Linked DNA regions of Homo sapiens: region 1 is linked to region 2. Evidence: chromatin contacts called from ENCODE Hi-C or POLR2A ChIA-PET data. All regions are on one chromosome and are shown on one strand. The core of a region is the stretch at or near the end of the contact, and the rest is flanking DNA. Distances in the headings are between cores, read along the strand shown.

Region 1 (5,178 bases), core at 2,343-4,842, 1.1 Mb after region 2:
GAAGGGGAACTCCTGAAGGCCCTGAACTCCAGCCCAACTCCCCCTCCAGCCTCTTCTCCCCGACCCCCTGCCCCAGACCCTCCTTACCTCTGCCACACTGAACTTCCCACTCATTCTCAGAAACACCCCGCATTCTCCTGACCCTGGGCTGACGTCAGCTCCCTCCCTCCTTCTGTCTGGAAGTCCTTCTCCGGGCAAGCTGCTGCGCACCCCTCTCGGAGGCAGCAGACTGTGTCCCCTCCTCCACGAAGCCTTCCAGGACTCCCTCAGGAGGAATTAGACCCCTAGCCTCTGGGCATCCTCCACAGCTTATTATGGGATCCCAACAGTCATGAGTGTTTGGAGCAGGAACCGCATTCTGCTTATTCCCAAGCCCAGCCCGATGTTCACCAAGTGAACGGAATGGATTGAATGGGGGAAAATCCTGGAGGTTGGGAAGTCTTCCCAGCCATGTGCCGTGCCAGCCCTCTGCCCACCTGCGAGCTGGGGCATTGGGGTTTTTTTGACCCATCCTGGTCCTCTTTCCAATGTGTCCCTGAAAACTGAAGAGAGAACTCTAAACCATTTGGCCTTCAGAGGTGGCCAGAGTGGGGCTGCTGGAGGGAGGAGGGGAGGCCCGGTGACTTCTGAGGCCCTCTCTGCCCAGAGCCAGCAGAGTGAGGGAAGGGAAGGAAGGAAAAGGGTTGGATTGTGTCCTGTAGCTCCGGACATGCCCTCTGAGCCTCTCCTGCCTCCAGCCATGCTGCAACACACTGCTTGAGACCCTCCCTACCGCCTCTTGACAACAGCAATAGCCCTCACCATCCCACAGCTGCCAGCACTGGACATTCCAGCCTACCAATGGCCAGAGCGACCATAACAGGCAGCCTGGGCCATCCTGCCCTCGAGTCCGGGGCTTTCCTCTCCTGCAGGATCCACCCTAGGCCCTGGAGAGTTTTGTTTCATGTGTATATGGGAGTCATCAGGGAGGCTCATGTCCAGGTCAGCATCTGCTCAAGGTCTCAGGCTGTGGCACTCAGGGCCTAGGCTCTGCCCCCCTTGGTCTCTGACAGTCCCCGGCCACTCCAGGACATTTGGGGCTCATCTTCCCATGGAGCAGGGAAGCGTGCCCTCTGGGCACCTTGCCTCACTTTTAGTAGCTGCAGCTTATTTTGCTATTTGTCCCCCTTGGGGAGCTGGAGGTCTTTGGTACTTGAACAAATTTGCCATTGTGTTTTGCTACTACACGTCTATGGTCCCTTAAATTATACAACTCAAGAGGGTGAACATCTGTCTCCCTGGGATCGCTGCCAAAAGGGAGGTGCAGCTCCTCCTTCTATCCCCGTCCTTGTCCTGTCGGGCCGGCAGTGAGGCAAGAAGCACCAGTCATTCATTCAACAAATAGTTTTTGGACCTACTACATGCCAGGCACTGCTTCAGGCACGTCAGTGTCTCCTTCTGGCTCTCCCTGAATTCCTCCCTCCATCCACCACCCCTTTATATGGTGAGTGATCTCAGATGCCGCATCCAGCCGGATCATCCTGCAATGTTAGCATTGAGCACTTACTGTACAGATGGGTACTGCACTTCGAGAGTTATCGACAGAATGCTGAGCCCTGTCCTTGCCTTCAAGGAAAAGTGGTAAGGTGGGGCGTAGTGGCTCACACCTGTTATCCTAGCACTTTGGGGGGCCGAGGCAGGAGGATCCCTTGAGCCCAGGAGTTCGAAACCAGCTTGGGCAACCTAGGGAGACCATGTCTCTAAAAAAGTTTTAAAAAATTAAAAATAAAAAGAGTGGTGCGCATGTATGAAAAGTTAAACACCTCCACGCAGCCTACGGAGAAGTGATTGCAAGGAACCACTGTATGAGCGGCAAGCAACATAAGTCAAGGGTGAAGGGTCCTGCCTGAAAAAGGGGAGGCGGGAGCTGAGCTCGGAAGGACCAGTGGCACTTGGCATCAGAGTGGACAGCAGAGCAAATACCTGGAGGGCAGAAAGTGCCCAAAAGTGCCCCTCGGCTTGGCTGAAAGGGTGGTTGCTTGTGGAGGAGCAGTGGGGTAGAAAAGACCAGAAAGGCATCGCCTGAGATGGGAAGGGCTGGCAAAGCCGGGCTCTGAGGTATGGGAAAATCCTTCTCAGGTCAGAGCTGAAGCACTCGTGCTTCTCAGATCGGATCCGACCTTCAGACATCTAAAATTAGGCTTCTGCCAATTAACTTTTCCCACTGCTAGAACCCCGACACATTTACAGTTGCAGAGACATCGTTCAGCTTCTTTAAAAGACTCTTCAGTGTTATTACAATATTTTTGTGATCTCTCTGCAGCAAGGTCTATTGGTTCCTGTATCTCCAGCACCCCCAGGAAGGTGCTCAGCCTGAGCTTGTTAATGGAAGGGCAGGAGGGAGGAAGAAAGGAAGGTTAAGTTAAATAAGTTCTAAGTAAAGCTCATGGCAAAGTGTTCTTTCCCTTCAGGAGGGCCGCTCTGTAATAATAAGCACGAAGCAATTACATTCTGCCGTGTGGTTATTAAATTTTGGGGAAACAAATATAATAAAATGTAGACATTTGTAGGGAGGTTGGAGATAAAATAAAAATGGAGGATAAAAATAAAATCGATAACCGCAGGTTGCTCAGAGTCTAACCTAAAGGATGTTAGGGGGAGAAAGGAACGCTGCCCTCCCCAGGCTTCCCAAGCCTCCCCAGGAAGTGGCCGGAGCCTGGGCTGGGGAATCTGCCCAGCAGGGGTTCAACTCCTGAGTCCACCTCTCCCCTCTGGGGCCGCGGTGAGACCCCGCAAGAGCAGGAGCACTCCCACTCACCATCAGCCCTAGGGGTGAGACACTTAGCCAGGGGCAGCGCTGCGACAGCTTTTGGAAGTATTATTATTATTATCATTATTGCTAGAGATGGGGGGGGGGAGGTCTTACTAGGTTGCCCAGGCTGCTCTCGAACTCCTGGCCTCAAGCGATCCGCCTGCCTCGGCCTCCCCCAGTGCTGGGGTTATAAGCGTGAGCCACCGCGCCCGGCCTTAACTTGCTTTCATTGTACACCAATTCCTAAGGGAATTGGAAGCAGCAAGCAGGAACGCTCCCTCTTATGGAAAGAAGAGCCCAGGGCCCTGGTCATGACAGGTTCAGGTGCCAAAAAGGAGACGGGAAGAAAACGTGAGGCGCCAGAACAACAGGTTCTACAAGGTGCACACGAGGGTCCCTGCCATTGAATGAAGAATTTTCTGTGTGGATGCCCCTGCGCAGGTCCAATGAAAGCCGTGGAGAATAAGCGTTAGCTCTTCAAACTGAATCTGAGCTAAAACCTAGCAAAGCCAGGCTGGGGTCTGAGGGGTTGCGGGGGAAGACAGGAAGGGGTGGACGGGGAAGAGGCGGGGGTCCTAGGAGGAAGGGATGGGGAGGAGCGAGAGGAGGGAGGCGGAGGGAGGGCGGCAGCCAGGATGGTCCATTCCATTCTTGGAGCTGCACTGTTGACTTCGACCACAAGGGGGCAGGGCTGCTGAAATTGGAAGTGCGAACGCCTACATGAGTCTTGATCCTCGGCAGGCACCGTACCCAGTTTCCTCCGTTGGGAGGGTTTAACTGCCCGGAAACGGAAGTCTCGTTCTTTTTCGTCCTTTTCCCCGGTTGCTGCTTGCTGTGAGTGTCTCTAGGGTGATACGTGGGTGAGAAAGGTAATCTGGGGCAATCCACTGCCAGGTGAAATCTGGGGACCCCAGGTCCGCGTGGAGGGTGTCGGGGAGGAGAAGGGGAGTGCGATGGGGCCGATATTTCGGGGGAGAGCGGGAAAACGGGGTTCGCTGCCAGCCCCCGCGCCGTGTTAACGCCGAGGACTGTTTCCCGCAGGTCCTGGTCCGCGCCAGAGCCCAGCGCGCCTCGTCGCCATGGTGAGTACAGTCCCTGCCTGGCGCCTTCCCGGGGTGGGCTCGTGGGGCCCCGGGGCGAGGGCGAGAGAGCCTCCCAAGGATCTCCTGAGGCCGGGAGAAGCTGGTGGACTGGGCCATCGCCGGGAGACGTGTCTCTTTCCTCTCTGTTCACCCGCTTCCTTTGTGTTGCAGCCTCGGAAAATTGAGGAAATCAAGGACTTCCTGCTCACAGCCCGACGAAAGGATGCCAAATGTAAGTGGTTGCTCCGAAGGTTCAAGAAGAGCGGTGCCTAGCCTGGCACCGCTCCGGGAGCGTCTTCCCCGGAATGTCAGGCAGGAGACGGTTAGGCCGTCTGGGTGTGTGCCTGGCCCTCTGGGAGCAGTGGTTTCATCCTGTTTCCCATGAGAAAGACCTGTGGGGGGCACGTTGAGGCCCTGGAATTTCTAGGACCATCTTTAGCTAATCGCGATCATCTCAGAGGCCGCCCTGAGTTCAGTTTTCTTTCGTATAATATAGTAAATTGTCGGAACGGAATCTCCACTCCGCGAAAGCCTCAAAACACACGTCCCATAAACACTGTTTAGGTTCTCTGCAGTTGTGCAAAATCTTAACACAAAATCCATTTTGTAATAAAGTGCTGGATATTTGCATGTAATGTATCGAGCACGGCACACTGTGTAGTATGGTCGTTTACCTCGTGATCCTGTGGTCGCTGGCCAGTGTCAGAAGGTATCATACCTATCTAATCCAGAAAAATATTTAAAAAAATTTTTTTTTTTCTTTGAGACAGTCTGGCTCTGTCGCCCAGGCTGGATTGCAGTGGTGCGATCTTGGCTCACTGCAATTACCGCCTCCCAGGTTCAAGCGATCCCCCTGCCTCAAAGTAGCTGGGCGCGCCACCATGCCTAGCTGATTTTTGTGTTTTTGGTAGAGACAGAGTTTCACCATGTTGGCCAGGCTGGTCTCGAACTCCTAACCTCAGATGATCCACCTGCCTCCGCCTCCCAGAGTGCTGGGATTACAGGTGTGAGCCACTGTGCCCCGCCAAGATCAAAATTTGAAGCAGGGCTTCTACTGAATGTATATCGCATTACCACCATTGTAAAGTCACAGAGTTTAAGTTGGACTGTCATAGGTCTGTTTCCCAGCTTGTACATACAGGGGAAAGAAGGTGATTAATGAAAAACCTTAAACAGCAGGTTTTCGATGGATAGGTGCCAATCTCTGCTGCCCACTTACTTAAATTTTTACACCAAGTGTGAGAGGTAGTTGTGTTACTCCTTTGTGATACTTGAAGGAGATTGGGGGGGCTTGTGTTTGATACA
Region 2 (5,633 bases), core at 2,233-4,732:
ATGTCAACACGCTTCCAATCTTAATCCCCATCACATCTGCAACAGCGCACCTGCCCAGCCAAAGGGTAAACTCCACCAACCAACTTTTGATACCCACCAACCCCCGACTCTCCAATCCCGTTCTCCATCATGCCTGCACGAGCACCCAACTCCAGCTCAACTGAATTATTTATGGCACCTTCCACAAGCCCCAGACAATCCTGCCTCCAAGTCCCTGTTCATGCAGTTCCCTCCTGGAATACCTTCCTTGCACATTTCCAGCCATCAGAACCCGGAGCACCCTCTGCAGCCCACATAATGCCAACCTCACGACCAAGGCTTTTCTGGCCTTCCCCAGCCCTGTCCTAGCATGCAGCTTTGGTCCTCTCTCAGTGTGGCTTTGCCTCCATCTTTTACAGCCTTAGTTGCTTGAGGACGGGGACGGTGCTTTTTCACATTTGGCACCCCTGTAAAATAGGGCTTTGTAACCCCTGAAAAATATGTGCTGGATGGAAAAGGGCCAGCTTACCTGCACAGGACAGTCAGCAAGGACAAGCAAAAGGACCCAGGAATGGAATGTCCCCTGGTCAACTCAGCACCCTGCTGCTGAAGCTGAAGTTACACCACCGCCCACCAAGGAAAGGAAGGGAAGTACCACTCCCTCTCATTTCAGTCCAGAGAACCTCCTCCAGACTTTAACATGCTTAAAATTCTGGATCTGAGATGACAATCAGATCTCTCCCTGTGGAAAGTTACAAGGCAGAGAAACCCATTTGTTGAAAAGCCCTGTGTTCTGGTACACAAACACTGGGCTCAGGGCCTCATATCAAAGCCTCATTCATCTCCCTGATGGTCTGCCAGCACCCAGAGGGCTGGCTGGACACAACCACACTGGGCTCAGCCCTGCCAGTTCCCGGTGCTCTGTGAGGAGCCAGCAGCCCTGAGCCTGCAGATCAAGAGCTGAAGACGCTGCCTCGATTGACCCTGGAAGGAAACCATGGCAGAGTGTGGACGCAGCCCTTATGCCAAGCGGCTCAGCAACACACCCAGGCTCAAACCTAGGAAGGGTATAGGTCCAGGTGAGCCCAGGTGAGCCCTGGCTCAGCCCCTGTGCCAGAAACTCTGAGATAAATAGCATCTATGGAATCAGACTCTAGTTCCCGCACTCTAAACGAACTGCACCAACTGTGAAAACTGTGACCACGCCAATTAAAGAAAAAAAAAATCATTTTCAAAAAACTACTACCCTTTACATCCGTCATCTTGCTAAGCCACCCTAAAAAGAGGGGTTGGTCTTTGTTTTTAAACCAAGCCATCTGGACCATTACACCAATCATCTATTCCGAGTTGCTGTGGACAAAATTTCAAACAGCATTTACAAAGAACAGCACAAAGGGATCATCCTCTTAGTACTTATCATCCAAGACAGGGCATAACAAAAACACCTTTCTTTCCTGTATTTGAATGTGCCTCTTGACAGCTACAGAAGAGAGCAAACAATTTACATTTGCCAACAGGCCAAAGTCAATGTGGATCTTGTGGGCTGGTGAACAGAACAGAGGGAGCTCGTGGGTGTTCCTGGTGGTTAGTGGGATAGGGAAACACCCGTCTAAGCCTGTCCCCATGTATATCTGAGCACCCTCCTGAGTAAGAAAAAGGGACACAGAGGGAAGACCGAGGCCACCATCCTTTCCATCCCAACAGGAGCAGCATTGATCACGGGCAATGCAAGCCCAGTGCCCCTCGGAGAAGTTTCTTCTCTATTTGCTGTTTTAAATCCTCGCTACAAGGGTGGTCAGAGAACCAGCAGCACTGGTCCGGCTTGGGAGCTAGTTAGGAATGCAGAAACTCAGGTCTCACCCCAGACTTTCTGAATCAGGGTCTGCATTTTGTGGAATTCCATGGGGGATTCTTATGCACATTAAACTGTGGAAAGCAAAAGATTAAAACTGGTAAAACTTGGCCAGGCGCAGTGGCTCATGCCTGTAATCCCAGCACCTTGGGAGGCCAAGACGGGCAGATCACCTGAGGTCAGGAGTTCGAGACCAGCCTGGCCAACACGGTGAAACCCCATCTCTACTAAAAACACAAAAATTACTTGGGCGTCGTGGTGTGTGCCTGTAGTCCCAGTGCCTGTAGTCCCAGCTACTCGGGAGGCTGAGGCAGGAGTAATCGCTTGAACCCGGGAGGCGGAGGTTGCAGTGAGCCGAGATCGCGCCACTGCACTCCAGTCCGGGTGACAGAGCAAGGCTCTGTCTCAAAAAAAAATAAAAATAAATAAATAAATAAAACTGGTAAAACTTCTACAATACCAAGAGCTTAGAAAATGAGTTCTCCTGCCCCATGTGGGATTGGCAAGAGCAAAGAAGAGTCCCAAAAGAACAGAAAGTTTTCTGCAGAGTCTCAAGAGAAGAAAAAGTTTCTGGCAGAGTCCCAAGAGAACAAGAAGTTTTCTCTAACCGGCAGACCAGTAACAACTTTAGGACACAGCATCTCCATCACAGCTTACACAATGGGGCTCAGAATTCCTCACGATGGGGATATTAATTCCATCAACCCTGATTCGTTAGCAGCAGGGAGAATCATTCTCTGACCGTTCCAACTTTTAACATGCCAACAGCCTGTAGACTTGTACACACCTGCCACAGCAGCACATGGGCATTCCCGGCTGATTGATACAGGTTTGTTTTCTTTATTTCCTTTCTCCCCCTTTTAAACCTGTTGTTCCGCTTCCAAGAGTCAGTTCAAGAGGCTGGTGAAGTTGCAGAAGTGGAAACAGCACTAGGGCTGCTGGGCCTTAGTGGAGCTGCACACACATGCCCTAACTCCACGAGGGGGAATCCAGCAGAAGGATTCAGGTCTGGGCGGAGAGGACTGTGGAAAAGTTCTCTAATGCCTCGCTACTCAAAGCGTGGTCCGCGGACCACCCAACCTGGGAATTAGTTAGAAATGCACACTGTCACGCCCCACCCAGACCTGCTGCAAGTTAACCAGATTCCCAGTCAAGTTCCAGAGGTCCAGCTAACAGCCAGAGCAAGTGGGAGGGGCCTGGGAGCAGCTGGATTTGTAGCTGCCTCTGCTCCCAGGAATCCCGGGTACCCCCACACACCGCCTAGGAAGGGACGAACGAAGAGGATTTGGGTTAGGACTGTAAAAGGAAGGCATGTCATTGCCTTCCAGATCACCCTGGAGAGGGACATAGCCGGGGTCCGGGGACTTCCTTCCCACCGCCCCTCACCCTCCCACCCCGCCCCGACACCTGCCAAAGCCTCCAATTTCTCCTCCAAACCCCTCCTCTCTCCAGGCGTACCCCCTTCCAAGCTCCAGGTGGCTGCCCTTCCAAGTCCCACACTCTTGTCCTGATGGCCTCCGACCCCGGGCCTCGAGCCCAACCAAAGGCACCGAAGGAGAGAAAAGCCAACTCACTAGGGTGCCCTCTCCAGCCCCCACTGCACTTCCATCAGCCCCCGCTGCCACTCTCTCGCCGGCTCCACTCCCGCAGTCACTTCCTGCTTCCCTCCCGCACACGTGGCCCTCCCGCCTCCGGGCCCCGCCCCCTTGGCCGCAACTGGCAACTCCCGCCTGAAGAATAGATTCTCTGGTTCACAGCCGTCTGCAGGCTCAGGAACAGATCTGGGCGGGCAGAACAGAGCCCTGAGGCCAAGAGCCCAGCAGTCTGCGAGTGACTGCAGCCCTAAGGGAAGCTACAAACACCCAAGGAAAGAGCCCTTTGTAACACCCCTGATGTTACTTATGCTTCTACACCTTTGGCAGCCAGGTCCATGCCACTGGGTGCGCAGCAGAGCAGGATGTGCTGTGTGTGTGTTGCGGGAGAGGCTGGGGGCGGGTAATGTGATGGCATCGGCATCATTCTCCAGTCAATGACCCTCAAAAGAATCACTGGAGGGGGTCAAACACAAAATGCCAGCACCCCCAGAGGCTCTGGTTCCGTCATTCTGGGTGGGGCTGACATTTTGGGATTTTTTTGTTTTTGCTTTTGTTTTTTTGAGATGGAGTCTCGCTCTTTCGCCCAGGCTGGAGTGCCGTGGCCCAATCTCGGGTGATTGCAGCCTCTGCCTCCTATGTTCAAGCGATTCTCCTGCTTCAGCCTCCCGAGTAGCTGGGATCACAGGTGCATGCTGCCAAGCCCCGCTAATTTTTGTTTTTTTTTTTTTTTTTTTTTTTTTTTAGTAGGGACGGGGTTTCACCACGTTGCCCAGGCTGGCCTCGAACCCCTGACCTCAAATGATCCACTCGTGTGGGCCTCCCAAAGTGCTGGATTATAGGCATGAGCCACCGCGCCTGGCCTGAGATCTTGTTTTGAGCTAGGAGTTGCTGATGCTGCTGTCCTGGGACCACCCTTTGAAAAGCACTGCCCTAGGTCAAAGGCTTTGATCTGCAGGATTTCTGTGAAAAGACCAGAGGATAGGATTGACTAGATTTAGCCAAAAACAAAACAAAATAAATAAATAGATAGAAACAAGATGCCTGGGCTGGGCGCTGTGGCTCACGCCTATAATCCCAGCACTTTGGGAGGCCGAGGCGGGCAGATCACAACGTCTGGAGATCGAGACCATCCTGGCTAATACGGTGAAACCCCGTCTCTACTAAAAATACAAAAAATTAGCTGGGCGTGGTGGCAGGCGCCTGTAGTCCCAGCTACTCGGGAGTCTGAGGCAGGAGAATGGCGTGAACCCGAGAGGCCGAGCTTGCAGTGAGCCAAGATCACGCCACTGCACTCCAGCCTGGGCAACAGAGCAAAACTCCATCTCAAAAAAAAAAAAAAAAGCCTGATTAAATTTGAATTTCAGAAAAATAACGTCATTTATTACTATAAATATGCCCCGGGCAATGTGTGGGACATACTTATGTTACAGGCATATTTGTTGTTGATCTGAAACTGAAACCCAGCTGAGTGTCCTGTGTTTTATTTGACAACATATCAGAGCGTGACCTGAGCAGAAAAGCTACCCGTGGTCTCGATGGCCATAGCCCAAAGGGTCCAATAACAGGCCTCTTTCTTCCAGTGGAACTAGGTTGTTCACACTGACGGTCGCACCATATACCAAGCACTCCATGGGGAGGAGAAGACAGCCTGGCCACTGGAGGGTGGTCTTTGCCCTTAAAAGACCCCCAACTTGGAAGAGTCAAATCAGCCATTGCAATTCCACATAAGAGAGTATGTACAGGCACACAGAGACACAATACCCATGTGGCACGGCCCATCAACTCATCTTCCAAAATGTCATACCTCTTCCTGCACGCTGCAATAGCCATAAAATGACACAATATCTTAGACTCACTTCAAAATATGATGGAAGAGAAAAGTGGATGGAGTAGAGATTAAACAAAATTGGCCATGAATTAACCATTCTTAGGCTGGGCATGGTGGTTCACACCTGTAATCCCAGCACTTTGGGAGGACAAGGTGGGCAGATTGTTTGAGCCCAAGAGTTTGAGACCGGCCTGGGCAAAAAAGCAAGATCTCGTCGCTACAAAAAGTTTTTAAAAAGTAGCTGGACATGGTGGCAGATGGTAGCTGGGCCTGTAGTCCCAGCTACTAGGGAGGCTGAGTGGGGAGGATCACTTGAGCCCAGGAGTTTGAGGCTGCAGTGAGCCGTAATGGTGCCACTGCACTCCAGTGAAAGACCCTG

What was found. A loop is a pair of places that touch in the nucleus more often than their neighbours do. ChIA-PET counts read pairs that join two places held with the same protein, here RNA polymerase II (POLR2A). Pooled maps may share reads with other maps.
Region 1: a loop to region 2 is called in a map of B cell, with 19 times the contacts of the local background. The contact joins the promoter of RPL38 here to the promoter of SLC39A11 in region 2. A Hi-C loop is called at or near these places in 3 of 168 maps with a recorded cell type or tissue (B cell, ascending aorta and tibial artery) and 9 of 50 pooled maps. POLR2A ChIA-PET finds 5 or more read pairs at or near these places in 1 of 52 experiments (Panc1).

Annotation. Positions count from the first base shown.
Region 1 is chr17:74,200,086-74,205,263 of GRCh38, forward strand. It overlaps RPL38 (ribosomal protein L38), which reads left to right and starts at 3,593. Exons shown (of 5, transcript NM_000999.4): 1 at 3,593-3,660; 2 at 3,833-3,873; 3 at 4,045-4,105. The coding sequence starts at 3,871. RefSeq lists enhancers at 2,829-3,332, 4,341-4,845, 4,846-5,178.
Region 2 is chr17:73,089,206-73,094,838 of GRCh38, forward strand. SLC39A11 (solute carrier family 39 member 11) reads right to left here and starts at 3,483. Exons shown (of 10, transcript NM_139177.4): 1 at 3,406-3,483. RefSeq lists enhancers at 440-940, 941-1,441 and a silencer at 2,412-2,643.